2 separate regions of the Homo sapiens genome follow, and region 2 is linked to region 1. The links are chromatin loops, found by intact Hi-C in ENCODE. Cell type or tissue: PC-3. All regions are shown on one strand. Region 1 has its middle 5.1 kb from the start of FOXJ3. Region 2 has its middle 6.6 kb from the start of GUCA2B.

Region 1 (2,500 bases):
ACCTAGACGCTAAGATAAATGAGCCTTCACCTGATCCTTTTCTCCCTCTGTATTTATTGTAAGAGGAAATCAGAAAATGAGAAATGAATTTAAAATGAGCCAAGACTTGCAAGAGGGAGAGGGAAAAACACGAGAGAGCCCCTTCTATTATTCCTAGCCCGGGAAGAGCCTTCCAGATTTCCTGGGTATCTTTATCTAATATTTTATAATTCTTGAATTAGGTTTTTTAAAAGGCTATATGTAGGCCATCTGAGAGGTCTCAGCACTACTGACTGCTATTTAAGGAAAATGCTTGGGCATTGGTCGCTATGCACACTTAAAGAGCATTCAATAATCATTTAGCAAGCACCTACTCTATACCAGATGTTGTACTAAATACCAAGGAGTCAAAAGAGAATAAAAGAGAAGCAGACATGTAAACAGTTAATCCCAATGCAATTTGGTAGAAATTTATACTTGTGCCATGGAAACAGAAAAGAAGCAAAGCTTAATTCTGTCAAATTGGATGAGGTGGAGGGTGGGGCACAGTCACTGGGGCCAAAGAAAGCTTCATCCTTAAAAGGTAAAGTTAAGGCTAAATTTTAATAAATGAGTAGGAATTTGCCACGCAGAGATAGAAGCAAGACTGGGAGTAGAGAAAGGCAATTGGGGGCAGAGAACAGCTTGTGCAAAGTCAAAGAGGTTGGGTAGATACAAGAAAAGTAGAGGCCACAGAAGTGATAGTCTTATAAGTAGTCATTAAATATTGGTGGCTGATGGCAATAACTAACTCATGCAGCTAGACCACATCACTCTATGTAAACCATCAAGTTCCTGTCCTCTGGTAGCTTGGTGTTAACTTCAGATTATATCAGTAAAGGCAAAATGTGATCCTTCCCAAAGACTCTACTACTTAATCATTATTAGTAGAAAGGAGTAGCTTAGTTTATTTTTTCCCAGTAGAAGGCATTAGCCTAAAATACTTTTTTTTCCTAGGCTGTCAATGATTTTGCACTAGTGCATTCATAACAATCTGCCATCCCCCACCTGCAACCCATCTCCATGTTCCTTGTAACCACCTGGTTCAAACCTTGGCTTACCTCCACTCTTAGAATCAGCCGAGCTAATTAAAAGCACAGTGAAAGACACAAAGGCACCAAGACAGCTGAGCAAACATTAACAAATGCGTAAGTAAATAAAGTACTTGTATTATGTGTAAGCAATGGTGCAGATGAAACTTGGGTGGCACTAGGAAGGGTGAGTCAGAGGATGTTCAAACAGAGTAGGATCAAGGAAAATCTCTCTGCCAGTTAGTTAGCAATATCTTTTGGGATGATAGAAAGGAACCTGGTTAGCAGGAAAAAGTAGCCAAGGTTTGCAGCCCAAAGGAACCTGAAACTCTGGTACAAACTCAGTAGTAAGAAACAATTATTTAAAGTTGCAAAGATAATTGGCTTACTTCATGCCTAATGAGCTAAATAAGAACCATCAAGAAACCCCAATGCTAGATGGAGTTTGGTGGGGGAATAGTTAACATTTACTGTTCTTTGTGTGAGTAGCAACACAATAGGCCCTTTGCATCTGTTTGGTTTTTTTAATCCTTACAGTAAAACTACAAGATGGTCATCGTGTGAAAGAAGAGGAAACAGGCTCAGTACTTTAAGTGTCAGAGGCAGGATTTGAAGCCAAAATTGTCTGATCCTAAGCCCTCTCTCCTGCCTTCAAAGACTCTAAACCAGCAGGATTGTTTACACCAATATGCGAGTCGTAAGGTCCTGGGTGAGGCACTGTGAGAAGGTGTGTTTACATCCAAGTGTCACAAATAAAGGGTAAAGAGACCCTGTGGAAGACTATATAATTGTTCCCAAACACTTACTGTGCCTTCCAGAATTGGATTGTAATTTCCTATTGACAGCAGGCTTGGCTGTGTGACTTGCATTAGCTAATGAAATGTGAGTGGCAGTATGAGCCACTTCTAGCTGGAAGCTCTCAGTCAATGTGCTGCACCATGTTTTCCTTTCCTGCTGTCCTCATGACAAGCAACATTCTGGATAGAGGCTAATCCATCAGCCTCAGTCCCAGAGTGAAGACAATGTGCAGCAAAGCCACAGCTGACCTGGGAAGGACACAGCATAAGCGAGAAAAACAACCTTTGCTGATTAGGCCACTGAGATTTTGGGGTTGATACCATAGCATAACAGAGCCTATAATGACTAATGCAGACACTTTCTGAATCTTGCTCTTTAGTGACACAAATTTCTGGTGTCATCTTCAGGTAGAAAGATTGCTTGGGGATTATGAGAAGATATAGAGAATGGGATGATTGGTGTAGTATAGTGAAAGGCTTTAAAATACAGTATTTGAGGTATTTGAGGCAGCGCATGGTGGCTCACACCTGTAATCCCAGAGCTTTGGGAGGCCAAGGCATGAGGATTGCTTGAGGCTAAGAGTTAGAGACCCGCCGGGAGTGGTGGCTCATACCTATAATCCCAGCACTTTGGGAGACCAAGGCGGGTGAATC
Region 2 (2,500 bases), 190 kb before region 1:
TTTAGGGTTCTCTCTGTAAAAAGGGGGAAGTTCCATGCTTCCTGGGGCTGTGTGAGGAACCCGCATGTTCACACTTTTGCAGCCTTGAGACCACAGATTCCCAGCAAGCACTTCCTGGCACTACTGCGCCTTCGTTCCACCCTCCTCACTGACCCATTTCAAGGCAGAGGTGTCATTCACGTCTCACAGTGCAGGGCACAGACACTCAGAGAAGAGAACAACTTGTCCAAGACCCCTCATTCGTGTGGACCTCTGCTGTACCTGACTCCAAAGCCCCAGCGCCCGGCCGGCTGCTGGGCGAGACAGGGAGTTGAGGAAGGGCGATCCTGCTGGCGCGGACGGTGTGGGCTAGGCGCGCTCCGGGTCCTCCGTGAATTCCCAGTTTCCAGGCAGCTGCGCCCGGGCCCGCCTCCCCGAGTCGGCCCCCACCTCTGCACGCAGAGACCTCTCCTCACCTCCCGCCCGGCCAGATCACAGGGCCGCCGAGTCAGATGGGATCCCTGCCCCCATCAGCCCTTCTGCACTGCCCAGCACATATGGCCTCCCTCCCAGCCCACCCACACACCACACAGCCTCACATCCGCACGGTCACAGACACACTCACACACACAGCAAAAACCACTCGCACACGCTCCCATATGCCACTCACACACACACATCCACGCACACAGGCTGACACAGGCTCACACACACATGCCCATACTCTCACATGCAGATACACACACAGACACAGAAAGCACTCCCATATACACATACTCCCACACACCAGCACACGATCCTCACACACAAGGACACACAACACGCTCCCCTACACACACGAGAGCACTCACAAGTACACACGAATATACACAATCACTCTCACATGTGGACACGCGCGGACACGAAAAGCACACCTGGATACACATGTTCCCACGCACATTCTCACCAGGGCTTGGGGCATGTACACACATGCTCACACACAGATACAACCCCCACCCCCACCACACACACACACACCTTTCACACCTGCCGTGTGGCCATGGGCGAGAAAGCCGGGTCAGAGCCATGCACCTCTCCTCCTCACAGAACACTAGGGCGAAGCTGGTCTCTGGGGGCCCCGTGTCCTCCTTGTAGTTCTCCCTCTGCCCTTGGCTGCCCCCAAGACCCGACTTCAATGCAGGTCCCACTTGGGGCCTGAACTTCCTCCTCTCCTCCCCTCAGCCCCACTGTTCACCTCCGCATCTCCTCTCTGCAAACCCCAGGACTCGGGCATTAGCAGGAGCTTTTCGGTAACGACCCTGCACACCACCTCCCCTCCCCGCACCCCCAAGGCGCATCGCTGATGCTGACTGTCACGGTCATGCTGGTAGGACCCCCAGGCGCAGACACGGGGACAGGGAGGCTCTCCGTTACCCCTCAAAGCAAAGCGCAGAAATGACTGCTCACCCCATTAACTCTCAAGGTGGTGCCTCAGGGAAATGGATTAGGACTCATTCCCCGTCTGCAGTCTTCCCTGCCATCACCAGGGGGCAGCCCTGATTCACATTTGTGTTAAATACCTGTTACCCAACCCCAGGCCAGAAAGGTGTTACACCTTGGAAGCATTCCTGTAAACAAACCTGACGGGTGTGTGTGCGTGTGTGTGTGTGTGTGTGTGTGTGTCCGCGCACATGCTTATGTAACAAGGTCAGTACAATATGGGTAGACTGGGAAAGTAAGTCAAAGGGGAAGACACAGATTGAATGAGCTTTAGTACAGTCACTGATGTTGGAGCAAAGTTTGGTTCTGAGTTTCCTGGTGACCATAGCAAAAATAGAACCACTCGTTAGATCACCCACCTCTCCGGGGAAAAACCAAATTCATCTGGAGGGCTTCTGGGAATTCTATCACATCTTGGTTTATACAACTCTCCCTACAGAGTCTTCCAGATCAACTGTTCATGTGTTGATCCTTCCTTAAATTTTTCATCTCTCTGTTTTATGCTTTGATGTAAAGTGATAGTTAAGGGCATTGGGTCCACTTTCCATCCTCCTATCTTTTCTTGAACTCATTCCAATCGGGTTTTCATCCTCCCCACTGTTAGAATTGGTCTTATCAAGGTCAGCAGTGACTTCCATATAGCCAAATCCAAGGACAATTCTCTGTCTTCATTTTACTAGAGCTAACCACATTTGACCAAGTGAGCATGTTCTTGCTCCTGAAGCCCTTTCTTCATTGGGCTTCAAAGACGCAAGTCTCTTTTTGTTCTTCATCAACTGTTCCTTCCCCGCCATCCACTCTGCTGGTTCCTCCTTCTCTGCCTCATCTCCAGGTATTACAGTGCCCTAGAGCTCAGCCCTGGGACCTTTCCTCTCCGTCCTGTCACTCTCTCAATCCAGTTTCAGGTCTCTGAGCACCAGATACACTTGATGACCACGCTATCTATATCTGTGGCCCACTCCTTTACTCACATCTCAAACAGGCATCTCAAGCTTAATGTGTCCAGACCCAGCTCTTGATAGACTCACCTGACATGTTCCTT

Evidence for each region. Hi-C counts contacts between places; a loop is a spot of excess contacts. Peaks named below come from ENCODE experiments on the same cell type or tissue, not always from the same donor. Only the 100,000 strongest peaks of a DNase experiment are listed, where the experiment ranks them.
Region 2: it touches region 1 in a loop (6-fold over the local background); 3 of 110 quality-filtered maps call a loop at or near these places.

The regions. Positions count from the first base shown.
Region 1 is chr1:42,339,128-42,341,627 of GRCh38, forward strand. No RefSeq gene overlaps it. Among named protein-coding and RNA genes, the nearest start is that of FOXJ3, 5.1 kb to the left of the region's middle. In PC-3, no CTCF peak of the experiment used is centred here; a DNase peak (open chromatin) is centred at 1,204; H3K4me3 peaks cover 579 bases; H3K27ac peaks cover 1,741 bases.
Region 2 is chr1:42,145,536-42,148,035 of GRCh38, forward strand. No RefSeq gene overlaps it. Among named protein-coding and RNA genes, the nearest start is that of GUCA2B, 6.6 kb to the right of the region's middle. In PC-3, CTCF peaks have their summits at 1,509 (motif pointing right) and 1,710; a DNase peak (open chromatin) is centred at 1,536.